2 separate regions of the Homo sapiens genome follow, and region 2 is linked to region 1. Evidence: read pairs that join two places in POLR2A ChIA-PET (ENCODE). Cell type or tissue: B cell. All regions are shown on one strand. Each heading gives the region's core, and the rest is flanking DNA. Links, peaks and the distances in the headings are about the cores only. Region 1 has its middle 16 kb from the start of ADAMTS7. Region 2 overlaps CTSH (cathepsin H).

Region 1 (14,968 bases), core at 2,351-10,350:
GAACTCTTGACCTCAAGTGATCCACCCGCCTCAGCCTCCCAAAGTGCTGGGATTACAGGTGTGAGCAACCATGCGTGGCCTCTTCTTCTTTTTAAAATTGTATTTTTCTTCTTTGTTCACACCATTGTTTCAGCAATGGATGTTCCATATTTTTGTGTCTGGAAATAATTTGAAAACTTTTAATGCTTTTCTATTGTGTTTACTGAATATTTAGGAGCTCTTTCTGCTCATTATTTATCTTTTATTTTTTCATGCATTTTACTAACTTTTGTAAAGAAAATATTTGTTTTCACATTTAAAAATTAGAATCCCGGCTGGGCATGGTGGCTTATACATGTAATCCCAACACTTTGGGAGGCCAAGGCGGGTGGATCACTGGAGGTCAGGAGTTTGAGACCAACCTGGCCAACATGGTGAAATTCCGTCTCTACTAAAAATACAAAAATTAGCCGGGTGTGGTGGCGGGCACCTGTAATTCCAGCTACTCAGGAGGCTGAGGCAGGAGAATCGCTTGAACCCAGAAGGCTGAGGTTGCAGTGAGCCAAGATCGCACCATTGCACTCCAGCCTGGGTGACAAGTGAGACTCTGTCTCAAAAATATATAATAAATAATAAATTTAAAAAATAAAAAATAAAAATCAGAATCCCTGCTGACAATAAGATGCTAGATAAAATGAATTACATGGATCTTCTTTCTTTTTTTAAATCAATAAGTCATTTCACTCTTTTATTTATCTAACAAATACTCACTCATTTCTGCTGCCTGCCGTACAGCTTAGACAAGAAAAACAGCATGAGCCTTATTTTGAAACTGCTATTGCCAACATAAAAAGTGAAGTTGGTTATATAATTTTGGGGTTGGGAAGAATATTTTAAAGATGAAATCAACAGCAAAATCTGTAGGAAAACAGTTTATAGATGTGCCTGCATGAAAAGTAAAAACTTGTCCATATCTTAAAACTTCATAAATCCAACATCCAAAAAATAGGAGACCTAGCAAGATCAGAGGAAACAGAGGGAAGACTATCAAATAAATAATACAAGAATTTTCTCAGAACTGAAGCACATGAATTTCTAAATGGTTTTACTGGCTTCCAGCACACACACAAAAAGACCCACACCAAGACATGATATCTTGGCGTACCGTAACTCTTGGATATTAGAGAAAATTGTTTCCAGATTTTCCAGAGAAGGAAGAAAAATAGTCCCAAAGACTCTGTAATTGGAGTGCAAACAGAATTCTCCTCCAGCAATGCTACAGATTAGAGGTAAACAGAGCAATGCCTTCAAAATTCTAGGGAGAATGGTTTCCAACATAGGATTCAACTCCCAGAGTCTTGATCAAGTGTAAGAAGGTGGAATAAGAACACTTTAAGACATACAAGCTCAAACTTTTTTTTTTTTTTTTTTGAGTCAGAGTCTTGCTCTGTCACCCAGGCTGGAGTGCAGTGGTGTCATCCAGGCTGGAGTGCAGTGGTGTGATCTCAGTTCAGTGCAACCTTCACCTCCCAGGTTCAAGCAATTCTCCTACCTCAGCCTCCCGAGTAGCTGGGACTACAGGCGCCTGCCACCACGACTGGCTAATTTTTGTATTTTTAGTAGAGGCAGGTTTTTGCCATGTTGGCCAGGCTGGTCTTAAACTCCTGACCTCAGGTGATCTGCCTGTCTCAGCCTCCCAAAGTGCTGGAAGTACAGGCGTGAGCCACCACACCGGGTTCAAAATATTTGCCTTCCATGCACCCTTTTTCCAAAAGTTACTAGAGGTTGTGCTCCACCAAAATGAAGAAGTAAGTCAAGAAAGAGAAAGGCTGAGGACCTAAGGAACAGATCCAACACAAACATAAGGTGATGGGAGCCCGCAGAATAATAGTAAAGGTAGATTCTGGGATCACAGCTGGTGAGTAGGCCAGAAGAGACACCAGTCCAGACAGAAACAGGAAGGCAGAGACCTAGGAGGGAGGCTTCACAAGAAAGGAACAAAACCCAAAGAAATAGAGATTATTGGCTCTATGAACAGGAACCCACAAAGGCTTAATTGCAAACCATCTGAATGACCAATTGTAACACCTCGTGGTAGAGACAAGACCCACAGGCCTGGCTCAGCTCAGCTGCCTCCCTCCAGGCTAGATTCAGGATCTGGATGTTCTTAAGGTGAGCTGCACATAATGATGGAATGGGTGGCAGGCTCTGGAGTTAAATGTAGTTGGGTTCAAGTCCCAGCTCTGCTATGTGTTTTTTGTTTGTTTGTTTTTGAGATGGAGTCTCACTCTGTCACCAGGCTGGAGTGCAATGGCGCAATCTCAGCTCACTGCAACCTCCGCCTCCTGGGTTCAAGCAATTCTCTTGCCTCAGCCTCCTGAGTAGCTGGGACTACAGGCGCTTGCCACAACACCCAGCTAATTTTTGTATTTTTAGTAGAGACGGGGTTTCACCATGTTGGCCAGGATGGTCTCGATATCCTGACCTCGTGATCCACCTGCCTCAGCCTCCCAAGGTGCTGGGATTACAGGCATGAGCACTGTGACCGGCCTTTTTTTTGTTTTTGTTTTTCAGACAGGGTCTTGCTCTGTTGCCCAGGCTGGAGTGCAGTGGCGTGATCTCGGCTTATTGCAACCTCCACCTCCCAGGTTCAAGCGATTCTCCTGCCTCAGACCCCCTAGTAGCTGGGATTACAAGCTTGCACCACCATACCCGGCTAATTTTTGTATTTTTAGTAGAGACAGGGTTTCACTGTGTTGGCCAGGTTGGTCTCAAACCCCTGGCCTCAAGTAATCCACCTGCCTTAGCCTCCCAAAGTGCTGGGATTACAGGTGTGAGCCACTGCACCCAACCAATCCTTCTGAGTCTTAAATCCTTACTATAAAAAAAGAGCTGGTGGCTGGGTCCAGTGGCTCATGCCTGTAATCCCAGCACTTTGAGAGGCCAAGGCAGGAGGATCACTTGAGCCCAGGAGTTCGAGGCTGCAGTGAGCTATGATCACAGCACTTCACTACAGCCTGGGCATAAGAGCTAGACCCCAACTCAAAAGAAAAGGGCAGGGGATTAAAATAACGACTCATGATATAATAATGATTACAGTAACACCCTATGACATTAAAATAATGCCCCAAATGAGATGATATATGTGAAAGTACTTTGTAAACTAGTGTGAGTCACAGTGGAAGTTCCTTAGCAACCTCTGCCAACCTAACTCACTACAACACCACCAATCTCCCAGTAAAACACAGAGACTAATGCCCAGCCATGCTAGCCCATTGCTACTAGTACAGTATCGTTTCCTTCCCTACATTAAATGTGGCCCTTTGGACCAACAGCAGAGCATCACCTAGGAGTTTGTTAGAAATAAAGCATCTGGGCCAGGCACGGTGGCCCACACCTGTAATCCCAACACCTTGGGAGGCTGAGGCAGGCGGATCATGAGGTCAGGAGTTCGAGACCAGCCTGGCCAATATGGTGAAACCCATCTCTACTGAAAATACAAAAATTAGCCTGGTGTGGTGGCACGCACCTGTAGTCCCAGATACTTGAGAGGCTGAGGCAGAAAAATCACTTGAACTCGGGAGGCAGAGGATGCAGTGAGCTGAGATCATGCCACTGCACTCCAGCCTAGGTGACAAAGTGAGACTCCATCTCAAAAAAAAAAAAAAATGAAAAAGAAAAGAAATACAGCATCTGGCTGGGTGTGGTGGCTCATTCCTGTAATCCCAGCACTTTGGGAGGCTGAGGCCAGAGGATTGCTTGAGACCAGGAGTTCAAGACCAGCCTGGGCAACAGAGCGAGACCCTGTCTCTACACAAAATCAAAAATTAGCCAGGCGTAGTGGTGCATGCCTGTAGTCCCAACTACTTGAGAGGCTGAGGCAGGAGGATCACTTGAACCTGGGAGCTGGAGGTTACAGTGAGCTGTGATTGTGCTACTGCACTCCAGCCTATGTGACAGAGTGTGATGCTGTCTCAAAAAACAAACATACATACATACAAACAAACAAACAACAGATATACTATGTCCTTCTGAAGGGAGGAAGGAAAATTAATAGAATACAGGCCAGGCACGGTGGCTCACGCCTATAGTCCTAGCACTTTGGAAGGCCAAGGCGGGTGTATCGCTTGAGCTCAGGAGTTTGAGACCAACCTTGGCAACATGGCAAAATTCCATCACTTCAAAAAATACAAAAATGAGCCAGGGTGTCAGGGAGAGGCAAGTGGAGATAGTTTGAGCCTGAGAGGCAGAGGTTGCAGTGAGCCAAGATCGGGCCACTACACTCCAGCCTGGGTGACAAAGCAAGAGCCTGTCTCAAAATAAAATAAAACAAAATACAGCATTTAAAAACATTATTTTATTTTTCAATTTTTATTTACTTATTTTTTTTGATACCAAGTTATGAGACTGGCTAATTTTTTAATTTTTGGTAGAGACAGGGTTTCACCATGTTGCATTATGTTAATTTTCTAGTTAAAAGTTGAGCAACCCTATGAGGTAAACTTACTACAGGTTGAGCATCCCTAATCCAAAAATCCAAAATCTGAAATGCTCCTTTTGAGCACTGACCTCATGCCACAGGTGAAAATTCCATACCCGACACCTTTGCTTTCTAATGGTTTAATGTACCTAGACTTGGTTTCATGCACAAAATTATTTTAAAAATATTTATTTCTGTAAACTGTTTGAGTGCAGAGATGTTCTTCACAATCTCAATACAGTACAAATTTCTTCCCCGAAACAAAATGAGCAAGGAAAAGAAAAAGAGCTATATAAAATGTGCCCATGAAGAACCAAGCCAATCTCATCTTTCTTTAAAAACAAAACAAAACAATCCTTTTGAATGTGTCGTGCAGGCCTAGGATTGAGGCCGCAGGCTTTTGGGGCACCATGAGCCCAGGGCTTTGCTCAACTCACAGCTAGTGTGGCAGGCGGAGTAGCCCCCTAGCCCCAGCCATCCTCACTGCTTGCGCAGAAGCTTCCTGAACCTAAGGGATCTGTTCCCAGCTCTCCTTAAATTCCCAGTCCCCACCCTGTGCCTCGCTTCCTAACACCCTCGTCGTTTTAGGAGTCCCAGAATTGAATCCTGAAATACTCCCTCCGTCAACTCTGGGCTCAGACCTTTGTCCTTCTCTGTGTCACAAGGAAATTTCAGTCGAGAGGGCGGGAACGGGTGTTTTCAGACCGTGCAGCAAAGCCATTGCCAGGCAAGTTTTAAGGCAAATTTTATCTCTTCTTATTTGATCTGAGCCAGACCTAACCTTCTCACCACCAAGCAATCCTGCCTCTGCTGGACCTACAACTTAGGCAACTCTGGATGGAGGTGGGATGAGGGAGCCCAGGACAGATTTCGAGAGGTCTGGGAATGGATGTGTGCATGCACAAAATTATTTAAAATAATGTATAGACTGGGCATGGTGGGTCACGCCTGTAATCCCAGCACTTTGGGAGGCCGAGGCGGGCGGATTACCTGAGGTCAGGAGTTCGAGACCAGCCTGGCCAACATAGTGAAACCCTGTCTCTACTAAAAATACAAAAATTAGCCAGGCATGGTGGTGCCCATCTATAGTCCCAGCTACTCAGGAGGCTGAGGCAGGAGAATTGCTTGAACCCAGGAGGCGGAGGTTGCAATGTGCCGAGATCATACCACTGTACTCCAGCCTGGGCGACAGAGGGAAACTCCATCTCAAAAGAAAAAAATAAATAAATAAAATAAAACAATGTATAAAATTACCTTCACGCTATGTGTATAAGGCGTATATAAAATATAAATGCATTCCATGTTTACACGTAGACTCCATCCCCAAGATTTGCATTATACATATGCAAATATTCCAAAATCCAAAAAAATCCAAAATCTAAAACACTTCTGATCCCAAGCATTTTGAATAAGGGAAACCCAACCTTTATCTCCAATGTACAGACAAGAAAAAATGGAGATTAAGTCCCTTGCCAGTAACTGGCAGAGCCAGGACTTGTAGGTAGATCTGTCTGCCTCCAGGTGCCAGGCCCCACAGCCATTACCCTATTCCCTGGAGGGAAATGCCAAAAGTGTAGAGAAAATACAGATGGTGCAGAAACATTTGAGAAATGTACAGCCTTGCCAGAAATTAAAGGAATGCAAATCCAAGCAACCGTGGAGCATTTACCACCTATCAAATTTGCGAAGGTTTTTGTGCTTTTGCTATTTAATTTGCTTTACATCCAAGTAATACATGTTCATGGTTTAAAAGAGTCAAGTTGTATTACAGAAATACAAGCTGAAAACCAGCCCACTCTGCCCTAGCCCATCAAACACACACACACACACACACACACACACACACACGCACACACGCACTCATGCAGTGGGAGGAGGGGAAGGCCCCTGAGCCAGGCCTGTCTCCCTGCCATGGCCTTGACCTACTGTCTGTTGCTTCCGGACCTCCCCACTTCCTCTGGGCTCTCCAGGGACTCCGGGAATACTGGCCTGATATTTCTGTGATCTTCCCAGTGCAGCAAAGCAAGGGGCCGAGTGGCCTATTGTGGAGATGGGAATGGGGAATCAGAGGGATTATGCAGCAAGACACCAAAACTTGACACAGTCACCTATAATCTCATGGTGGGAAGTTTTCTCAAGGGAAAAATCAACACTGGCCACATAATTTGTATAAAACTACATGTGGAAATGCTATATTTTCATTGCAGTAATAATATAAAGAGTTTTGTGTTTTAGGGTTTTTTTTTTTTTTTTTCGAGACAGGGTCTTGCTCTGTCACCCAGGCTGGAGTGCAGTGGCATGAACATGGCCCACTGCAGCCTCAACCTCCTCTGCTCAAGTGATCCTCCCACCTCAGCCTCCCAAATGTTGGGATTACAGGGGTAAGCCAGTGCACCTGGCCATAAAGGGATTTTTTTTTTGAAACAGGGTTTCCCTCTGTTGCCCGAGCTGGAGTGCAGTAGCACAAGCATGGCTCACTGCAGCCTCCAACTCTTGGACTCAAGTGATCCTCCTACCTCAGCCTCCTGAGTAGCTAGGACCACAGGCACATACCACCACACCCAGCTAATTTTTTTTTTTTTTGGTAGAGAAAGGGTCTCACTATGTTGCCCAGGCTGGTCTTGAACTCCTGAGCTCAGGTGTTCCTCTTGCCTTAGCTTCCCAAGGTGCTAAAATTACAGGTGTGAGCCACTGTGCCTGACCATAAAGATACTTTTTTAAAAGAAAAATAAATGCATCCAGCCAGGCGCAGTGGCTCACACCTGTAATCCCAGCACTTTGGGAGACCGAGGTGGGCAGATCACTTGAGGTCAGGAGTTCGAGATCAGCCTGGCCAATATGGTGAAGTCCTATCTCTACTAAAAATACAAAAATTAGCCAGGTATGGTGGCACACACCTGTAGCCCCAGCTAATCAGGAGGCTGAGGCAGGGGAATTGCTTGAACCTGGGAGGTGGAAGTTGTAGTGAGCCAAGTTGGAGCCACTGCACTCCAGCCTGGGCAACAGAGCAAGACTCTGTCTCATAAATAAATAAATAAGAAAAGGAAATGTATCCCCAAATTGTGACCCTCTCTCACCAATAACTGTTTCTCTTGGGAGACTCCCCTGGTGTGCAGATTTTAGGAGTGTTGTCAGCAGAGCACCTCAGGGAAAACTGGACAGGCTCTTCAGAGGGAGGCTTCTGTTCACCTGCTGGGTGGGCCTTTGGGCAAGTCCCCTCTCTGAGCCTGCTTCCTCCTGTGTAAGTCAGGATCACATTCCTTGTCTCACAGAGCAGTCATGGGGACCAGATGAGATGATCCTTATAAAATGCCTGGCACTGGGCCTGGCACATAGTAAATGCCCAGCCAATGCAAAGAAGCTGCAGTGAGCTATGATCAGGCCATTGCACTCCAGCCTGGGTGACACAGTAAGACCTTGTCTCTAAAAACACTCTTAGAATTAGAAGGTGTCTCATTTTACAAATGAGAAAACAGACCAGAATGGGACAGTTACTTCATTTTACACAGAGTGTTAGGGCACAGAGACTAGAACCCAGGCCACTTGACATTCAGTGACAACTTCCATTCAAGGAAGAAAAAGTCCCAGGCATCAGGCCCTGCTGGAAGGAAACCCTGGGAAAGCATGATCTAATTTTGCAAACTTTCGATCAGATTCCCAGTTCATCCAGGCTCTGGCCTAGTCTATGTCTTGGTAAGTAGGTTAATCTCCCCTTTCCTAACCGCTGGGGAGAGAATGTCACTTAACTGCAGATTCCCTGTCTCCTGGGCAAGCAAGGCAGAGGCCTGGGAGTGATGGGGAGCCTCTGGTGGTGGTGATTGATTGAGGGCAGGAGACATGAGGGAGATCTGCCCTCTAGGGACTACCTCCCAGCTCCTGGTGGCATGTTGTGCCTGTGTTCTTTTTTTTTTTTTTTTTGAGACAGAGTCTCACTCTGTCACCCAGGCTGGAGTGCAATGGCGTGATCTTTGCTCACTGCAAGCTCTGCCTCCCAGGTTCACGCCATTCTCCTGCCTCAGCCTCCCAAGTAGCTGGGACTACAGGCGCCCGCCACCATGCCCGGCTAATTTTTTGTATTTTTTAGTAGAGACGGGGTTTCACCATGTTAGCCAGGATGGTCTCGATCTCCTGACCTCATGATCCACCCGCCTCGGCCTCCCAAAGTGCTAGGATTACAGGCGTGAGCCCGGCCTGTGCCTGTGTTCTTGATGGAGGTAGGAAAGAAGGAAAAGGTAAGTGCACAGTATGCCAGGGTTGACATACAGTGGGAGCTCCAGACTAAAGTTGGCAGAGAAGGTCCAGAGAGGGCCTTCAGCAAAACGGGAGGTCACTCTAGCCTCTCAATAATAATCACAAGAAGAAGAGTTCCGCACCAGGCACAGAGCTGAAGGCTTTCTCTCTGGAGGCTGGTTAATTCTCCTATGACCCTGATGAGGGGTTATCAGCATCTTCTTTTACAGATAGGCAAGATTAATTAGTTAACCCCCGGCCGGAGGTGATGGCTCACACCTGTAATCCCAGCACTTTGGGAGGCCGAGATGGGTGGATCACCTGAGGTCAGGAGTTCAAGACTAGCCTGGACAACATGGCAAAACCCTGACTCTACTAAAAAATACAAAAATTAGCCAGGCGTGGTAGCAGGCACGTGTAATCCCAGCTACTTGGGAGGCTGAGGCATGAGAATTGCTTGAACCTGGGAGGCAGAGATTGCAATGAGCTGAGATCCCGCCACTGCACTCCATCCTGGGTGACAGAGCAAGACTCCATCTCAAAAATAAAATAAAATATGAAAAATAAAAACTGGTTATCCCCAAGACACATACCTGGTAAGTGGTATAAAGGGGACCATGGTCTCCTCCTCCCCTGGGAACCCTCCCATCCCTAAACTCATACCCCTTCCTTGAGTCTCCTGCCCTGCCCTTCAGTCTCTGTCTTGTTACCCTGCTTTGTTTCATTGTCACTCTTTCCCCCATGAGTTCATCTCATTTATTTGTTTGTCTTTATCCCCCAGTAGAAGACACACTGCAGGCTGCATCCTGCGTGCTTAGCAAGGTGGTTGGCACATAATGGGCATGCAATGAATGCTTTTGGAAGTAAACAGAGTGGTGGCAGAGGGAAGTCTTTTCTTAGGAAGTGATATTTGGGCTGAGGCCAGAGTGCTGAGAAGGAGCAGCCACATGGTAATCTGGGTGAAGGGCATTCTTGGCAGAGGGAACAGCAAAGACAAAGGCCTGAGGCAGGCCAGAGTGGTGTATTTGGGGAAGGGCCTGTGTGTCTGGAGTGAAGTGAGCAAGGCTCGGAGTGGTAGGTGACAAGGTCTAGGAGGTGGGCAGAGAGACCACAGACAGAGGACTTGTCAACCCTGGCATACAGTGGGATTGCCTAGGCACTTTTAAAAATACCAGGGCTGGCTGGGCACGGTGCCTCACACCTGTAAACCCAGCACTTTGGGAGGCCGAAGTGGGTGGATCAGCTGAGGTCAGGAATTCAAGACCAGTCTGGCCAACAAAATGAAACCCCATCTCTCCTAAAAACAAAAATTAGCTGGGTGTGGTGACGCACGCCTGTAGTCCCAGCTACTCGGGAGGCTGAGGCAGAAGGATCACTTGAACCCAGGAGGCGGAGGTTGCAGTGAGCCGAGATCATGCCACTGCACTCCAGCCTGGGCAACAGAGCAAGACTCTGTGTCAAAAAAAAAAAAAAAAGCTGTAGTGGGTGCCTCTGTCATGAGGCCTTGTAGTCCAAAGCAGGAAATCTGGATTTTATTCTAACTGTAGGAGGAAGTCACTGGAATTGGAAGCCAAGGCAGGATTGGGATCAGCTCAAAAATCACCTCCTCCAAGAAGTCTTTCAGGATTCCCCAGGCTTTAGGCCCCTCCTCTGTGCATGCTGAGCATGAGTGCTGGCCCAGTCTTAGTCTCCCAACACTGGACTTTTTTTTTTTCTTGAGATGGAGTCTTGCTCTGTCACCCAGGCTGGAGTGGAAAGGCCTGCCATCTCGGCTCACTGCAACCTCCGCCTCCCAGATTCAAGCGATTCTCCTGCCTCAGCCTCCCAAGTAGCTGGGATTACAGGCGCACACCACCATGCCCAGCTAATTTTTGTATTTTAGGTAGAGACGGGGTTTTACCATGTTGGCCAGGCTGGTCTCAAATTCCTGACCTCAGGTGATCTGCAGCCTTGGCCCCCCAAAGTGCTAGGATTACAGGCATCAGCCTTTGGGCCTGGCCCAGCACTGGTCTTTTAAACCCTGTTTGCATGTCTCTTCCTCTGACTGCTCCTAGATTAGTTGCTTCTCCGTCTTCAGCCCAGTTGTAAGCAGTGCGGCTGACCTTGGGAAGAAGATCAGGGATACTTGCAGAGCAGACCACAGTGAAGGTGGGAATGAAGGGTACCCATGGCTAAAGCAGGGGAGGAGAAATGCCTTATCAGGAGCAGGGGTTCAAGGAAGCAGGGCTGGCGGGCAGGGGGCTGCCAGGCCCCACTGGTCGGACTTGGGCACCCCTCCTTGGTCTTCAGTTGGCTATCTCGGGGCCCACAGGGGAGGTGGAGGGGCGCACTGCCTCCACGGGAAGAATTTATATGACCTCCCTTCAGCGCCCCCCGAGTATCAGAGTCCCTCTGGGAGGCACTGGGAAGCTGGAGCTGCGTCCTCGGGCGGGAACCGGCAGCTGCGGACCCACACCTTGGGTGAATTGCAGACGCTGTTTCCTCCGGTTCGGGCTTCCGGCCCCCGCGTCTCAGTTCACCCGCAAAGGGTCCCCAGTTCAACGCTAATTCAAGGGTGAAGAAGCAGCTACTGGAAATAACAGCTCGGAGGCCTTTGGGGTGGGCCACGGGTGCAGCTGGCCAATCGCAGGCTAGCAGGTGGTTCCCCAGTTTTTTAAAGGTGCTGCCGCGAGGCACTGCAGACCCCCTAGTTCTCTCCCAGCGGCTGCCGGTGTTGGAGTGGATCTGAGCGGATCCCTGCATCGCCATCAACGGCGATGGCATCCGCCAGAGGCAGGGTCGAATCGCCCGAGCTGTCTGGGCCGTGCTTCCCTTCAGCTGGCCGGAAGAGGCGTCGGGGGCTGCTCCCTAACAGCTCCCTGGGCAACGGATCAGAGAACACTAGCCCGGCCCGGAGTCCCCGCAGCCTGCATGGCCTGGACGGGGTGGCGGGGGCCGTCCGGGCGCCGGCGCTGCGGGCTCTGATTGCGGGCGCCTACTGGGCCCTGTGCGCTGTAGGCCTGGTGGGCAACGGCTGGTGCTAGTCCGGGTGAGGTCCCAGCAGTGGCGCCGCCACTGGCTGCTCAATTGCTTCCTCCTCAATCTGGCAGCCACTGACCTGCAGTTTGTGCTAACGCTGCCCTTTTGGGCCGTGGACACGGCGCGCGACTTTAGCTGGCCCTTCGGGGGTGCCATCTGCAAGGTGATGCTGACGCTCACCGTGCTCAACATGTATGCCAGCATCTTCCTCCTCAGTGCCATGAGCGTGGCACGCTATTGCATTGTGACTGGCGCGCTGCCTCCGAGCCATCGGGGCGCATCACGGGCCAGCTGTGTGTGCTGCCTGCTCTGGGCTATGGCCGTCCTGGCTACGGCGCCCACCGCCCTGTTCGCCACGGCAGCTAGGGTGGGGGGAAAGCACTCGTGCCTGCTGCGCTTCCCCGCCGGCGGCCCCAAATGGCAGGTGCTCTACCACCTGCAGAAGATCGCAGTAGCCTTCGTGCTGCCGCTGGCCACGCTGGGCACCTGTTCGCTGCTGCTGCGCTTCCTGCGACTGTGGTGCGCACGCTGGCCGTCGAGGGTCAGGCGCCGACTGCGTTCCCGAGTCACCTGTGCGCTGGCCTGCGTGCTACTGGCCTTCGTGCTCTGCTGGCTGCCCAGCCAAGCGTTCACACTCTGAGGGGTGCTGATCAAACTGAACGCCATGCCCTTGGACCGCGCTTACTTCCTGGCTCAGGCCTACCTCTTCCCGGTCTCCATCTGCCTGACGCACTGCAACAACAGCCTCAATCCGCTGCTTTACTGCCTGCTGCGGCGCCACTTCCGACAGGGCCTTCGAGAGCTGTGTAGCTGAGCCCAGCGGCCGGTGCCCCTCCGAGCAAGCTCCCACGGCAGCGCCCCAGCGGCTGCACTCTTCCAATGAGGGCCGCTTGTCGCTGCGTCAGTATCAAGGGCATGGGGTAAAGTGGCTCATATCTGGTTGGGGCGATGACGTCATGAAGCAGGGTCCGACGTCAAGGCCGGTATTCTGGGGTCTCTCAGAAGGTCAGGGTTGGTCCATTGGTGGAGATTACTTAAGATTGAGAGTACACCATTAATCTGTGTATCCTAAGGTGAGTCCCATCTCCTCTGGCTTCAGTTTCCCCATTTGAAAAGTTTGGGGATGAGATGAATCCTGGGGACTCTGCCAGGTCTAGCACTTTGATCCTCCTAGCACAGCCTTCGCAAACAGTATGAGCTCCATTCATTGCACTTTAAGGGACTTAACTGTCCTGGCTTCTGTTTTGTTTCCTTTTTATTTTTAGGAGGGAGCTCCCAGGGAGAGGTCTGGGCCATTTTTGGAAACCTACAATGGAGGAACATCAGGCTCAAAGACAGCCCTCAATGGCTGAAGATTTCTGAGCTTTCATCTTTAAGACCTTCCTGTTACATGTCCTCTTAAGATCCTGGGGACTTAGCTGACCCCAAGCAGCACTGATTCATCAGTATGCTGACTCTGAGAGTGCTAGATGTTGCATGAAAAGGGGCTGCAAGAAGCAGCCAGAGGGCTGGAGCTGTGCAGTTTGGAGAAGGGGACAGGGTAGTCACCCTCTCCTACCCCCAGGCTGGATGAAGCAGCAGTGGCCCGGGTGGCCACAGAGGGCAGAACTGGGACCAGTGGTAGAAAAGTCATAGGAAGCAGATTTCAATCCTAATTATGACAGAGTTTTTCCATTTTTGAGCAACTGAGCCTCATGAGCTCCCTGTCTTTGAAGGTATTCCAGCAGAGAGTAGCTGATCACTTACCAAGAATGTTGGAAACAGAATTGGTGCATCTAGTGGGGCTGTGGAGTGACTAGATGATTTCCGCAATTCCTTTTAGCCTGGAGACCCTGCACCTGATATGGGACCAGGTAGTAGTATAACTTCAGTGTTTGCGTGATGTAAGCCTTAGCAGTCAGCATCCTCTCTTCCCCTGCTCCCCAAAAGCACCTGAAGGTTAATCTAAAGACAGCCAACTTAAATCCTTTCTCTGGTAGGCAGCACTTGAGTCTCATATTGATGCAGAGCCACCATAAAGCAGCATTCTCAATATACATCACTCGAGATTAGATGGCCAGAGGTCAGAATTTAATTTGCATACTTGCAAAAAGACCTGCTCATAAATTTCATGCCTGATGCCTTGAATGGAGAAAGACTTGATGCTTGAACATAGAGGGAAAAACACATTCCACAATGCCTGCTGTCCAAGCAAGGAGCCTACACAGGACCTTGTGTCAACCCAAATGTCTACAGATGTATCATCCCAGAGCAGCCCGAATTGGGGGCGATGCCCATAGCTGGTGCCTGATGGAATAAGAGTGCCTGAACTGATTGGTGTGGGTGATACTATTATTCCTTCAAAGTACTCCAGATGGAAGAATCTTAGCTCCTATTGTAGCGGTTGTCTTAAAAGGAAAGTTATATTTTTGGAAAGAAGAAAACACAGTGTCAGTTCTAGGAGTCAGGAAACATTTAAAAAATAAAGAAAGAAGAGAATGCAGTGGTTCACAGGTAGCTCTAAGCCTTGATTATTTTTCTTGGTGTTCTTTTTTTTTTGAGATGGAGTCTCACTCTGTTGCCAGGCTGGAGTGCAGTGGCGCAATCTTGGCTCACTGCAACCTCCACCTCCTGGGTTCAAGCAATTCTCCTGCCTCAGCCTCCCGAGTAGCTGGGACTACACTACTGGCACATGCCACCATGCCCAGCTAATTTTTGTATTTTTAGTAGAGACGGGTTTCACCATGTTGGCTAGGATAGTCTCGATCTCTTGACCTTGTGATCCACCCGGCTCAGCCTCCCAAAGTGCTGGGATTGCAGGTGTCTGAGCCACCGTGCCCGGCCTTTCTTGGTGTTCTTTTTAAAGTGAGTCATGGCCGGGCGCAGTGGCTCACACCTATAATTCCAGCCCTTTGGGAGGCCGAGGCCAGCAGATCACCTGAGGTCAGGAGTTCAAGACCAGCCTGGCCAACATGGTGAAATCCTGTCTCTACTAAAAATACAAAAATTAGCCGTGTGTGGTGGCACATGCCTGTAGTCCCAGCTCCTCTGGAGGCTGAGGCAGGAGAATTGCTTGAACCCAGGAGGTAGAGGTTGCAGTGAGCCAAGATCGCACCATTGCACTCCAGCCTGGGGGACAAGAGCAAAACTCTGTCTCAAAAAAAAATAAAAAATAAAAATAAATGAAGTGAGTCATTTGTAGCTCATTTCTCCCTCAAGTGCAGGGGTATGTGTTTTGTGGGAGCAATAGGAGGGAGAATTCCCTACTGATGCTTTCCCCTA
Region 2 (14,968 bases), core at 6,956-14,955, 100 kb after region 1:
CTAGAAGGAAGCTATTAATTTTTGCATGCATGTACATTTGTGGCATTTCTTTTTTTTCTCTTTTTTTTTTGAGATGGAGTTTTGCTCTTGTTGCCTAAGCTGGAGTGCAATGGTGAGATCTCGACTCACCGCAAACTCCACCTCCCGGGTTCAAGCGATTCTCCAGCCTCAGCCTCCCAAGTAGCTGGGACTACAGGCATGCGCCACCATGCCCGGCTAATTTTGTATTTGTAGTAGAGACGGGGTTTCTCCATGTTGCTCAGGCTGGTCTCGAACTCCCAACCTCAGGTGATTCACCTGCCTCGGCCTCCCAAAGTGCTGGGATTACAGGCATGAGCCACCATGCCTGGCCCATTTGTGACATTTCAAGCAATATACATTTATTCTACATTTTATTCACACACATATATCTAAGTAGGAGAAGGGGCTTAATCTTCCCAGATCTTAGGACTGCTGAAGTTCTTCAGCCTGGTCCCCAGCAGGGTAGCTTCTGTGCCCTCCAGTAGTGGCTGAATTCACAAAAGGGGGCAAATCAACTTGCACCCGGCTCTGCAGGAGTGGACATTTTTGCACACGCCCCTGAATCACTCCCAGAGGCCACCAGCAATTGTACCAAAGAGAAGGTTCCCGTACTGAGGAATCCAGCCCTTGTCACAGGCGTCTGGTTGGGTGGAGCATGTGCTGGCTAGGGCCCAGACCACCCCAGGTTCCTCTCCTATGGCTTGTAACCATGGGCAAGCCACATCATCTCACTGAGCCTCAGCTTCCTCTTCTATAAATGGGACTATCTTGCCTCATAGACCAGGAGGGAGGACTAAAGGAAGTCAGATGACTGGAGTGCCAGAACAGAGCCTGGCCTGCACTAGGTGCTTAATGAATAAGAGCTTGATCTATGCAGATGGAACTTTTACAACAGTCCCACATGAAACCTGGCTGGCAGGATGGCTCTTGGCTGTCTCCAGGGCAAAGTGAAAAGACTCACTTGGGTGAGGAAGCTCATGAGTTTGTAGGTGCAGCTAGTAGACCTGACTTGCCCCTGCTGTGTGCCGCCTCTGCCTCCTAGGGCAGGGCTGGGCATGTGTCGCAGTTTAATACATGATTATTGGACAAATGAGTGAAAGATAACTCTCTTTTATGAGTGCTTACTAAGAGCCAGATGTGACGCTGAGTATTTCCATAAATCATCTCAATTCTGTCCACAAAATCGTGAAGGCGGCCAAGCGCGGTGGCTCAATGCCTGTGATCCCAGCACTTTGGGAGGCTGAGGCGGTATGATCGCTTGAGTCCAGGAGCTTGAGACCAGCCTGGGCAACATAGTGAAACCCCATCTCTACAAAAATTAAAAAACTTTTAAAAATCACGAAGAAAATATGATTATATCAATTTGTAGACAATGAAATGGAGGCTCAGAGAGGGTAACTAACACCCCCACTACCGCCAAGGTCACACAGAAAATTCAAGGGAGAACTGAGATTGGAATCCAGGTGTGTCTGCTTCCAAAAAGTTGTGTTCCATTAGCATTCTTTCCACTGGATATTCTGGCAGGAGCTGGGCTTCCTGTCACGGACACTATGGTTTTGGGAGGAGATGCTTAGTTCACTCACACTAATAATGACCATGGTAGGGACATGCCCTGAGCCCCCACAATTAACATGTCTTGAAATTTTAAAGTCTTGAGTACACAGGCTTCTGCTTTTTTTCGTTTTCTTTTTTTTATTTTTATTTTATTTTATTTTTTTTTGAGATGGAGTCTTGCTCTGTCCCCAGGCTGGAGTGCAGTGGCGTGATCTCGGCTCACTGCAAACTCCGCCTCCCGGGTTCCTGCCATTCTCCTGCCTCAGCCTCCGGAGTAGCTGGGACTACAGGCGCCTGCCACCGTGCCCGGCTAATTTTTTTGTATTTTTTAGTAGAGATGGGGTTTCACCGTGTTAGGATGGTCTCGATCTCCTGACCTTGTGATCCACCCACCTCGGCCTCCCAAAGTGCTGGGATTACAGGCGTGAGCCACCTTGCCTGGCCTTTTTTTTTTTCTTTCTTTTCTTTTCTTTTTTTTGAGACAGTATTGCTCTTCACTCAGGCTGAAGTGCAATGATGCAATCATGGCTCACTGGAGCCTTGACCTCCTGGGCTCAAGTGATCCTCCCACCTCTCAGTCTCCTGAGTAGCTGGGACTACAGGCTCTGCTATCATGCCCGGCTAATTTTTTGTTTGTTTAGTATTTTTTTGTAGAGATGAAGTTTTGCCATGTTGCCCAGGACGGTCTTCAACTCCTGGCCTCAAGAACTTCTCCTGTCTTGGCCTCCAAAAGTGCTGTGATTACAGGTGTGAGCCCACTGTGCCTGGCTCATATAGACAGAATTACACAATGTGTAGTCTTTTGCGTCTGGCTTCTTTCACTTGGCCTGATGTTTCCAACGTTCATCCATGGTGTAGTGTGTGTCAGCACTTCCTTCTTAGGCTGGATGTTTCTTTGTATGGATGTATCATATTTTATCTGTCAGTTGACAGACATCTGGGTTGTTTCCCCATTTTGGCAATTATATATAATGTTGTTAGGAATATTCATGTACAAGTTTCTGTGTGTACATGTTTTCAATTCTCTTAGCAGTGGAATTACTGGGTTCATATAGTAATACTTTTTTTTTTTTTTTTTTTTTTTTTTACCCAGGCTGGAGTGCAGTGGCACAATCTTGGCTCACTGCAGCCTCCACCTCCCGGGTTCAAGCAGTTCTCCTGCCTCAGCCTCTGGAGCAGCTGGGATTACAGGTGCACACCACCACGGCTAGCTAATTTTTGTATTTTTAGTAGAGATGGTAAATAACTTTTGTATTTTTAGTAGAGATGGTATATAATTCTTTTTATATATTGCCGGATTTGGTCTGCTAGTATTTTATTGAGGATTTTCACATCTGTATTGATAAGGAACATTGCTCTGTAGTTTTCTTTTCTTGTGATGTCTTTGTTTTTAACCTTTGGACTTTAACTGTTTTTTGTTTTTTTAAAACTCTGCTATCTTTTCCCTAAGTGCAGGAGCACCTTAGTGTTAAAGACATAGTCCATGGGCCTGAGATTGCTAGAGGTCCGCACGGGGCCTGTCATGGAGTAGGGGCAGGGGTGATGACTGAGATCAATTAGGCAGTACCTGCTGTGTACCAGGCTCTGTAGCATCCTTAGGGTTCAAGTGCATTTGAAATTTACTTATCTCAGTTGGATGTAGCCATGTCTGCCGATCTCTTTAAATCCAAACAGCACCAAGGCACAGGCCATGCTGCTTGTTTCACAACAGTCCTGCCAACACTGGATGTTATAAACATCCTGTGTGCTCCCTGGTGCCTGGCACAGGAGAGGACTGCACACAGTGGATACTCTGCAGGTGTTTGGTAAATGGCTGAAAAGGAGGGAATTGGCCCCTGAAAGTCCCCCCCCCGCCCCCTCCCCCTCCCCCTCCCCCTCTTTTTTTTGAGATGGAGTCTCGCTCTCTTGCCAGGCTGGAGTGCAGTGGCACGATCTCGGCTCACTGCAACCTCTGCCTCCCGGGTTCAAGCGATTCTCCTGCCTCAGCCTCCCAAGTAGCTGGGACTACAGGTGCGTGCCACCACGCCAAGGTAATTTTTTTGTGTTTTTAGTAGAGACAGGGTTTCACCATGCTGGTCTCGAACTCCTGACCTCAGGTGATCTGCCCACCTTGGCCTCCCAAAGTGCTGGGATTATAAGCCGTGAGCCACCACACCAGGCCTGCAGGCCTTTTTATAATAAAAGACTCTCATCATTGTCTGGGTTTGAGACATTCGGGGCTCTTATGGAAAGGAGAACTCTGCTTCAAAGTCTCAGGTCTGTGTTCCAGCCCAAGCCCACAATCCCTGCGGAGCACCTAAATCCCTCAGGGGAGGCTAATTTTGAAAACAGTTATTTGATTTTTGTGGTAATTTGAATTTCTTTGGAACCTCACCCAGGACCCTCCCTTTAAATGAGTATTTAATTGGAATGTGGTTAATAATGTTCTATATTGGATCATTAATTGTGACATTTGTATCAAACTACTACATTCATCGCAGAGAGATCTGGGTGTGGGTGTGCAAGAATTCTCCTCTGTCTCCACAGTCATTCTATATCTAAACCCGTTAGAAAAGAAAATGTTCACTTTAAAAACAATATAGAGCTGGGTGAGGATTTAGGTTACATTGTTTTTCCAACCTACTGTTCAATTTCTAGCACTATTTTTTTTTTGAGACGGAGTCTCGCTCTGTCACCCAGGTTGGAGTGCAGGGGTGCGATCTCCACTCACTGCAACCTCTGCCTGCCGGGTTCAAGTGATTCTCCTGCCTCAGCCTCTCGAGTAGCTGGGATTATAGGCATCCGCCACCATGCCCGGCTAATTTTTGTATTTCTAGTAGAGACAGGATTTCACTATGTTGGCCAGGCTGGTCTTGAACTCCTGACCTCGTGATCCATCTGCCTTAGCCTCCCAAAGTGCTGGGATTACAGGCGTGAGCCACCGCACCCAGCTTCTAGCACCTTTAATTGAATGGTGAAAATGGACTCGTCTGTGACGGATGTATCGAATTCTTACTTCCTAGACCTGAGTGAGTAATCTATTCTTAATTGGCACACTGTTTTAAGGGTTAACATTTTGTAAATTTTAATATGTGAAAAAAATCCACCCTCATTGCTCATTTATAAAACTACCTTGGCCTTTTTTCCCCCAGATAAAAAGGATAACAGAATTTTATTGGGATTTTAGTTGGAAATATACCATCTGTACTTTTATTTCTGGCAATAATCAACTTATTTATGCTAATCTTTCCATTCAAGAATATGGTGTGCCTCGGCCGGGCATGGTGGCTCATGCATGTCATCCCAGCACCTTGGGAGGTCGAGGCAGGTGGATCATGAGGTCAGGAGTTTGAGACCAATCTGCCAACATAGTGAAACCTCGTCTCTACTAAAAATACAAAACACTAGCCAGGTGTGGTGGTGGGCACCTGTAATCCCAGCTACTCGGGTGGCTGAGGCAGGAGAATCACGTGAACCCGGGAGGCGGAGGTTGCAGTGAGCCAAGATCATGCCATTGCACTCCAGCCCGGGCAACAGTGTGAGACTCTGTCTCAACAACAACAACAAAAGAATATGGTGGCTCTCCATTTATCTAAGTCTTCCTTTATAGTGTTATTAATTTAGTAATTTTCTTCATATAAGACTTTTTGGTGGTTATTCCTAGCTGCTGGTTTTGTTGCAATAGTAAAGTTGCAATAGTAACAAAAAATAGTGTATTTTTTCTGAGTTTTTGATTTTTTTTTCTGGTATCCAGCCACTTTCAGAACTCTTTCATTAGTTCTAAGTTTTGTTGATTCTCCTGAATGTTTTTAGCCACATTATCATGCTGTCTGCAAATATTAATTGGGTTTATTTATCACAGCAGCCAGATCTTCCAGATAGATGTAAGCAAGAATGGTACCCTTAGACTTATTTGCCATGTATCTTCAATGGGAATCCTTTTATACCACTGACTTCAATGGGAATCCTTTTATACAACTGACCATTGATTTGAGAATCTTTGTCAAATTCAGAAATTATGCTTTCAGGCTGGGTGCGGTTGCTCACACTCCTGTAATCCCAGCACTTTGGGATCACTTGAGGTCAGGAGTTCGAGACCAGCTTGACCAACATGGTGAGACCCCATCTCTACTAAAAATACATAAATTAGCCAGGAGTGGTGGTGCATGCCTGTAATCCCAGCTATTCAGGAGGCTGAGGCAGGAGAATCGCTTGAACTGGGGAGGTGGAGGTTGCAGTGAGCTGAGATCACACCACTGCACTCCAGCCTGGGTGACAGAGTGAGACTACATCTAAAAAAAAAAAAAAAAAAAGAAAGAAAAAGAAATTATGCTTTCATTTCATGTTAGTTTTTTTTTAAATCTAGAATAGAATTCCATCCAATGAAGTCTATTATTATTATTATTTTTTTTTTGAGGCTGGAGTGCAGTGGCATGATCTCAGCTCACTGCAACCTCCATCTCCCAGGCTTAAGCGATTCTCTTGCCTCACCCTCCCGAGTAGCTGGGACTACAGGTGTGCACTACCACTCCTGGCTAAATTTTTTTTTTTGTATTTTTATTAGAGACGGGGTTTCACCATGTTGGCCAGGCTAGTCTCAAACTCCTGACCTCAGGTGATCCACCTGCCTCGGCCTCCCAAAGTGCTGGGATTATAGGCGTGAGCCACCATGCCTAGCAAGGTGATTGTTTTTTGTCTTATACAGTTGTGGTCTTATGTTACTAGAATTTTCTAATAAATTAAACTATATTTGCATTATCTAAATAAGCCTTATCATGAACATATATATTTTTCAAATATTCTCAAGCCTTTAGCTTTTCAGGAAGCCCAAATAAGATGACAGCTTTTATCATTAAGAAAGTCTGTGAGCCATAGGACAAAGAGCTGGTGGACTCCAGCTTGTTCTACAGACATCCCAGAGCCCGGAGGCTTCAGGAAGCAGCAGCAACTTCATGGCCGCCCTCTAAACAGAGATCAAGATTTCTCAAAAGGCAAGATAAGGGAAGGGATGGTGTGGAAACGACAGGAGCATCTGGGCACGTTTGAAATAAATAAGGGGTTGGTGAGGAAGGGGTGGGCAGTCTCATGTGGAGGTGGGGGGCAGAGTCTGAGTAGGAGTAGGCAGCTGAGACTGGGGAGGCCACACAGAGAAGTACAGGCTTCTGGGCTGACATTGTGGGTTTGAATCCTGCCTCTGCCGCAGCTTGGCCCGTTTTTCTCCTTCCTCCCCACCTCTCCACTCAGGTTTGGGACAAATAGTCAAGATCTCAAATTAAGCCTGCTCTTCATCCTGGATACCCCATCTGGTGGATAATACCGCCAGCACCCCCACCATCCTCCCAGCCAGAGCCTGGACACCCCCTGATGCCTCCCTCCTGGGAGACTGAGTGGCGAGGACAGACCTGGTTTGAGTCATGGCCCAGGACCAGCATGCTCCATCTGGGGAGGTGCTCACTCAATGTTTATTGAACAGCGAATACAGAAAAGACAGTCCCTGGAGCTCTATATGTGGAAAGTAGCCCTTCTGGACAGAAAGAATATTCGTGGTCCATGTGGTTTGAGTCTGTTAAGAAGGACACTAAGGCACATGGCTGGTGATCTTTGCGTCATAGACACGGGTGAGCTCATGGTGGAACTCCTCCTTGTCTGTAGGTTTCCAGGCTGGGCACAGAGGTGAGGGCAGAATGTTGGGGGTCCCAGTGGATCTCCCCACAACTTCCTCCAGGGCAGGATTTCCACCCAGGCCCAGGCTGCCCGTTCCTCTCCTTCTCCGCCAGTCTGCGCTGCGGCTGCCACGGCTCACACCAGAGGGATGGGGTAGGAGGCGCAGGCAGCCAGGCCACACATGTTCTTTCCGCGCTCGATGAGGAAGTACCTGGGCAGAAAGAGGAGCTGAGGCCCGGCCGGCGGTCTCCCCACCACAGGCCTTTCTAGAATGTTTTGCTGCTCACCAAGAGCTGACTTCAGGGGTGAGACCCTCTAAATTTATTCATAAAACAGTAGCATTCGGCTTATTTGATCACCGGCAAATCACGGACCTGACTTTGTGAAGAATTCATTCTTCCCTCTCCTTAGCTGCCAAATGAATGATCCATATCCCACTTCTCCCGAAAATTTACCGAGGGCCCCCTCTTAGCCCTGGCCGGGCCCTCACACAGCTATTTTATCACCAGGAGCCCGAGGGAACAGGAAAGCTCTCCTTTTCAGACAAGGACATGGAATCTGGGAGGACAGGACAAAGGCACAGCAGCATATACACCCAGGCCGCCCCATGCCAGCCTTTTCTCCCGGAAGGAGGGGCTGTCAGTGATCAGGGGTACATTTGTTGCTTTGATTTCTCAAAGACGGACCCTCCCAGACACTGATTTCGTGCCAGCAGAGTTCCAAGTTCTGAGCTGTTTTCCTAGCAGTCCTTCTGAGCCAGCTGGCCTCCTGCTCTCCCTGCAGCGTCCTAAAGACCTGGGGCCCTGTGAGGGCTGCAAATGGGGGCTTGGAAATGTGGAGGCTACATTCTCATGCTCCCTTTCCCCCTGGCCTGGCCTAGGGCTTGGCTGACCAGCTCGTCTGTGGAAGCCGTAACTCTGAGGTGGAAGTGATGCCCCCAGGGCCTCCAGGCCTGAGCAACATCCCCCTCCCAGAAGTGGGACCTGGGAGCTGCTTACCCGTTCATTCCCCACTGGGGACCCCAAGAGTTTTTCACGATCCAGTAAGGGATCCCATTTTTTTCTCCATACCCAACAGCCAGTACTGCATGGTTTACTTTATCTGGAGTTTTATGGCAGGAAGTACTGGAAAACAAAATTCAAAAAGAGGTGATCATATGGGAAGGATAAAAGCAATGACAGTCCCATCCAACAACGCCTCTTTGAGCGCTTTAGAGCAATGTTCCCCACAGCGGACCAGGGAGGCATGTAAGGTGGTGATGTAATCACATTTAGTCTCCGTGAGAGAACTCCTTTCAGTTCTTTTTTTCTTTTGAGACGGAGTCTCACTCTGTTGCCCAGGCTGGAGTGCAATGGTGCAATCTCTGCTCACTGCAACCTTCACCTCCAGGGTTCAAACGATTCTCCTGCCTCAGACTCCCGAGTAGCCTGATTACAGGCGTGCACCACCACACCCAGCTAATTTTTGTATTTTGGGTAGAGACAGGGTTTCATCATGTTGGCTAGGTTGGTCTCGAGCTCCTGACCTCAGGTGATCCACCCACCTCGGCCTCCCAAAGTGCTGGGATTGCAGGTGTGAGCCACCGCACCCGGCCCTTTCAGTTCTTTTGGTTCTTCTGCTTCTGTCAGGAGAATCTCCATATGGTGCTGGCCCGTGTCTCACCCCTGACACTTTCTACTCCCTCTTTCCTGGCAAGGAGAGAGCCACCTTCCTGCTGCACCTTCTGTAGGCAACAGTGTCTGGCAGACTTTAACACAGCTTTGCTTTGTTGCCACTGCATTTATTAAATATTACTTTATACCTATGGCAAAAATACAACTTTTTCTGTTTACAAAAGTGAACTAGCCTCCATAAGGAAATTCCAAGAAATTCAAGAGAACAAACTGCAGTGGTCAGGTGTGAATTCAGCTGATGTGTAAGTGGGCCATAGGCTCGCGCCAGGGCCAGGTGCCGGGATCCAGGCAGCATGCATAACTGTCCCTTGGAAGCCCTGTTTGGCAGGGAGCAGGTTGGCAAAGAGGCTGCTTCTCTACAGTGGCCTGAGGGCTCTGACAGTGGGAGGGCGACAGAGCCCCCAGGAGGTGGGGGGGATCCAACCCAGCGGGGGGGGGGGGGAGGGTGGGCAGGGTGGGTCAGGGAAGGCTCCCTGTGGAGGCGGGGAACGCCCATGGAACTGCGAACCCTTCTGCGTGGCTGGGGTGGGGGCTGCAGGGTGGAACGGCGGGGACGGGTTTGATGGCAGATGAGTGTGGAAAAAGAGGGAGGACCAGATCATGAGGGTCCCCCTCAGGGTAGGACCCTGGGAAAGCAGGGACACTGGTGTGTTCAAAGGTTGGCGTTGGCAAGAGGAGTGTTTCAGAAGGCAGACAGCTCCCAGTGGAAGCTGGAACAGTGTGTGGGGGGTTAGGGGGTCCAAGGACAATGGTGACCAGGGCAGAGCCTCAGGGAGGGAGAGGAGAGCACAGACGTGAGTGACATTAGTGAGTGACGTTAACGGGCAGCAACTGATGAAGGGAGGGAAATGAGGCTGCAAACCAGGCAGGCGAAAAGGTGTGGGTGAGAGAAACCCCATAGTAAAGAGGCTAAAGCTTGGTTTTTCTGAAGAAGCCTGGGGTGACTCCTCCAGCACAGGATCCTAGTGTGTGAGGGCAGCTACTCTTCTCCCTATTTTACGTCTTCAAATCTTTAAACATGGGTATTTTTTTTTTTTTCTGAGACAGAGCTTTGCTCTGTCACCAAGGTTGGAGTGCAGTGGCACGATCTTGGCTTAGTGCTACTTCCACCTCCTAGGTTCAAGCCATTCTTGTGTCTCAGCCTCCCGAGTAGCTGGGATTATAGGCATGCACCACCACGCTGGCTTTTTTTTTTTTTTTGTATTTTTAGTAGAGATGGGGTTTCGCCATGTTGGCCAGGCTGGTCTTGAACTCCTGGCCTCAAGTGATCCACCTGCCTCGGCCTCCCAAAGTGCTGGGAGTACAGGCATGAGCCACCACGCCTGGCCTGAACATGGGTTTTTTTTAAACTGGAGGCAACTCTTCTGTTAAGGAGCACAAAGCTCTCAAATTTTGGCCCTAGCTCTCACTAGCCAGGTGGCCTGTGTCTGTCGTATCCCTTCTGACCACCTCTCCTTTGCTGTGAGAAGAGGCCATGGCTCCTGGCCCTTGGGGCTGTGTGAGGATTAACTGAGGGATGTGCAAAACGCCCAGCACCTGGCAGGTGTCATGAAGGGTCTGACACACAGGAGTCTGGGCCACGAGCCCAAGTCCCACGAGTGGGGTGTGAGGAGGCCCACCAAGCCCCTCCCCACTGTCCCTCCTGGCTCCTGGGACCCTGACTCACCTGGAGTAGATGCCGGTTCTATACATCATGAAGTCCTGAGTCACCTCAAAGGCAAAGCTCACAGGGTTGTAGAGGGCCACAGCCTCCACCATCGCTTCCTCGTCATACTGTGGAAACAGGACCGAGACAGAAACACATGGCCTGTCACCTCCCCACTCCTTTCACAGTACAGCCTTTTGCCTCAAGCTAGGGGCTAGAGGCCCAGAGCAGCATGGATGGCCAGAAGCAGCTCCCCTGCGGCCTCTCTCCCTTCCTGTCTCTGGCTGGGTCTGTCTGGCCATCTCTCGTTCCTCTCCCCAACTCTGCTCCTAGGAAACCCTGCACCCTCTGAGATAGGGACCACGGGGTACAGCGTGGACCTACTCATTCAGTCATTCACATCCATTCCCTGAGGTCCTCTCCTGGGCCAGCAGCTCTCACCCCTACACCCATAAACCCAGAGTCTACAAAGCTTTGCTGCTAGAACACAGGGGTTATAAACCATGGACGGGTAGGTCCCAGATGGCGGTGGAAACGAGAAGACCCATCCGAGGGCTGTGTGACTTCTGAGTAGAACCTGTCCCCTCCAAGGGGGAAGGTAGGTGGGGGGAAGTCAGGGTGGCTTCCTGGAGGCTGCAGCTTTGGAACAGAGCTGCAGAGACCAGGTGACAGCAGCAGGTAGAACCCCATGCAGAACCTTAAAAAAACCCCAAGTCCAGGCTGTGCCTCAGACCAACTACAACAGTATCTGCAGGGTGGGTCCCAGGCATTGGCACTTTTTGGAGCTTCTGGGTTGGGGGTGGCTGGGTTCAAGTGCACTAACCAAGAGACCTCTGGGAGCTGAAATGAGGGGGGAAGTTACCTGTGCTGAGGCCAGGGCCCTACTGAAGGAAAGCAAGTGCAGGAGGGACGGGGCGCCCAGCCTCCCTCAGTCCTGCCTCCCTAGAGGGGTGGACAGAGACCCAGCTGTGAAAAGCAAACAGGTGCCTGGCAAGGGAGTGCCCTCCTTCCTGGTATGTGGACAAGGCCTTGTGAGCCCAACAGGTCAGGGCATATCTGAGACATGGAGGGCACAGAGGCCAGCCCAGCACAGGGGCGATGACTTCTGCAGGTGGCACCATTTCCACCCCATGGGCCTGCCCAAGAGGGCTGAATGCTAGTTCTGGCCTGGTCGTCAGGGCCCTGCAGGTGTCACCAATGAGGCTCTCCTGGGGACCATGCAAAGGGATACCTTTGAGGCCCAAATTCACCTGTCCTTGGGATATCATGGCCCAGAGCAGCCAGCTTGAGTGACAGCAGCAACATTCTGAAGAGGGTGACATCCTGAGTACAGGATTTGCGCTGTATGTTGTCAAGGCAATGAGCCCTGGTTCTGGAATGACACATTCTTAGTTCAAATCCAGCATCTATTTCCTAGCTCTGTGGCCTTGGGCACATTACTTAACCACTTGGAGCCCCCGTTTCCTCACCTGTCAAATGAGGTAATAAGGATACTCATCTCCTAGGGCCAGTTCGGGTCTAGAGGGGATAGTGCGTATTGAGGGTTGGTACAGCACCTAGAAGTACTCCATCAAGTTAAGATGTTATTGCTGAGAGCTTGGCACATGCTTCAACTAAATGGCAGCCGCTGTCATTACACAGACATCACGTTTGTGAACTGTACATACATTCGTGGGCGCACACACAACCTAAGCGATATTCCTCCACTCCTCACACACCCTCCCACACTTGCATGCATGCACACTGCAGTCACGAAGGCGTTCATTCACGTTCCAGTTCTCTCTGGGAGAAGCAGGGTAAGACCACACTTCCCTATTCACTTGAGGTCAACTGTGACTGGGCGGCTTGTTTTGGCTTTAGAGCTAGGGCATCATTTACCACCTTCTTTCCCTCTAGTCCTGGCGTGAGGCCAATGACACGGAGCACACACCACCCTCCCTAAGCTGTGCATGGGCGCAGGAGTGCCACACACCCTTTGACTGTTGTCAGCCATGCAGATTGGGCACGGTTGTTATTGCAACAGAACCTGGCTCATCCTGAGTGACACACACTCACCCTCCTCAGTTTCACACACGCTGTGTCAAGCACGTGCTCATACCCTCTTCTGCAGGATGCGGACAATTGCTTGCATTTTACAAGCAAGAAAACAGAACCAAAAGAATGAAGGCATGTGTGGATCTGGAGTTCAGAACCAGAGGGCCTGCCTGCCAGTTTGCGCTCTCCCTCCCATCTCCTGCCTCGCCACCATCACAGCGACTGAGACCCAGGGATAATATGAACTCGTCAAAGGGATGTGCTGCCAGAAGGGCTGCCTTGCTGGGCCCACTGGCTATCCGACAGCATGAGAGAGGCCTCCTCATCAGGACACATTCCCCATCCCAGAGGGGGATCGGCACTCACGATTGTGATGTTGGCTACATCCTTGACAAAGCCGATGGCCTTTCCAGGTTGGAACTTGCAATAACCATCCTGTTGAGGATGCAAAGGGCATGAAATACAGGTTATGGACCCGAAGTCTCAGCCTCCCCACGCAGTTCAATAACATTTACTAAACAAAACAAGATGTGCCAGGGCCTGGGGGATGGGATAATTTCAGAGAGAATTAAAGCATCCTTGTCCTCAAGGAGCTTAGGGTCTGGTAGCAGATGGTCCTGTGCTGGCTTTGGCAGAGGTGGGCACACATGGTGTGTGGTGGGAGCCTGAGGAGGGGCCTCACCCGGCCTGAGGAAACTCACTGAGAAGTGGAGGCCGAGTCAGAGCCTGTGAGGCAGGGGAGTGGGGACAGTCTCAGCCCAAAAAACAATGCTGGCAAGAGGCAGGTGCAGGGGTAAGGTCACAAGGAGGGAAGCGCAGCCCTTTCAAGGCAGGAGAGAAGGCAGCAGGACAAGGGACAGAACTAGAGGGAGGGTAGGACCTGGCATTTAGGAACCAGCATGTGGCTGGGCCTGGGCGTGAGGTTAAGAAGGGAGAGTTGGCCGGGCACGGTGGCTCACGCCTGTAATCACAGCACTTTGGGAGGCCGAGGCGGTAGATCACGAGGCCAGGAGTTCAATACCAGTCTGGCCAAGATGGTGAAACCCTGTCTCTACTAAAAATATAAAAAGTTAGCTGGGCGTGGTGGCGGGTGCCTGTACTCCCAGCTACTCAGGAGGCTGAGGCAGATAACTGCTTGAACTCGGGAGGCGGAGGTTGCAGTGAGCCGAGATTGCGCCATTGCACTCCAGCCTGGGCAACAGAGCAAGACTCCGTCTCAAAAAAAAAAAAAAAAAAAAAAAAAGAAGGGAGAGTAAAAGAGACAGGGAGACTGAGTTGGAGTCTGGGCTTTCTCCCGAAGGCCGCATGGAGCCTCGGCGGCATTCTGATCGAGGCAGGCGTGGGGTCTGAGCTGGGTTTGAGAGGCCTGGGGGAGGCCACCCTCAGGGGTCTGGATGGAGGCCCCGGTCTGAGTGGTCAGCGACACAGATGGGCCAAGGGAGTCATGTGAGGTCTGTGGTGGTCAGCAGGCTGGCGGCAGGGTGGGGTGGAGAGGGGGACCGGCCCAACAGGACTGTGGACACCTGGGAAATTCTGAGGGAGGCCAGTGCTGCTCATCACCACGAGGGGAAATAAAGGAGGAGCAACAGGTCTTGGGGAAAGACAAGGCACTTGGCTGTGGCCAGGCTGGGCGGAGGTGATGGTGGGAGGCCCAGCAGCCTTGATAGGGTAGGGGTGGGGGTGGGCCCCCAAAGGGTCCTTGGCACAAGAGGCCAACTGCATGGACAGAGGCGAGAGGATGGCGCTCGTGGCAGGAGGGAGAGGAGCCAGGAAGATGGGGCAGGTGGGGGGAAGGAGGGGTCCTGAGAAGTCTGGCTCGGGAAGGAAAGAGATGGTGCCGCAGAGCGGGTATGGGGTGAGAATGATAAAGAGGCCCCTGGACTGGTGAGAGCAGTGGGCTCAGGTGGGTGGAGGAGGGGAAGGAAGAATTTGGAGAGAACAGACAATTGTGAGAATTCCGGCGGGAGGGAGGTGGGGGGAGAAGGGATGTCTTCCAAGGCTGGGGAGGGAGTGAAGCTAGGCATGCTGTACGCCAAGAAGACAGAGTGGAGGCTGTTGGAGTTACCTTGCCCTGGTAGGGGTAGGTGTCTTCACCCATGATCCCCTTGTTGTACAGGATATACTCGAAAGCCTGGCTGGGGAGACCCCTGCAAGAAGTACACACAGGTGAGCCCACCTGGGGCTGTCCTGATAGAGGCGGGGCCCTCGGGGACTGGCGTGGCGAGATATCTGGCCTGGCAGGCTGGGGACTTGGTTGGGCATGTCCCAGTGGCAGAGGGGGTCTCTGAGAGGCCCAGCCTTGGGATAAGACTCAGCAAACTCAGATGAGGCCACCGGAGTCCAAGGACCAGCCCAAACATGCCTCAGTGGGATAGAGACCCCTTAAGGCCAGCCGCTC

Evidence for each region. Peaks named below come from ENCODE experiments on the same cell type or tissue, not always from the same donor. Only the 100,000 strongest peaks of a DNase experiment are listed, where the experiment ranks them.
Region 2: POLR2A ChIA-PET joins it to region 1 with 6 read pairs; 2 of 35 experiments call an interaction of 5 or more read pairs at or near these places.

Annotation. Positions count from the first base shown.
Region 1 is chr15:78,819,519-78,834,486 of GRCh38, forward strand. It overlaps the pseudogene LOC390614. Among named protein-coding and RNA genes, the nearest start is that of ADAMTS7, 16 kb to the left of the region's middle. RefSeq lists enhancers at 5,087-5,256, 7,090-7,259, 11,881-12,428 and a silencer at 11,474-11,693. In B cell, for the core only: no CTCF peak of the experiment used is centred there; no DNase peak of the experiment used is centred there.
Region 2 is chr15:78,914,777-78,929,744 of GRCh38, forward strand. CTSH (cathepsin H) reads right to left here. Exons shown (of 12, transcript NM_004390.5): 8 at 14,636-14,717; 9 at 12,937-13,005; 10 at 10,558-10,664; 11 at 8,217-8,342; 12 at 6,282-7,429. The coding sequence ends at 7,354. Among named protein-coding and RNA genes, the nearest start is that of CTSH, 23 kb to the right of the region's middle. RefSeq lists an enhancer at 10,583-10,632. In B cell, for the core only: no CTCF peak of the experiment used is centred there; no DNase peak of the experiment used is centred there; H3K27ac peaks cover 2,106 bases.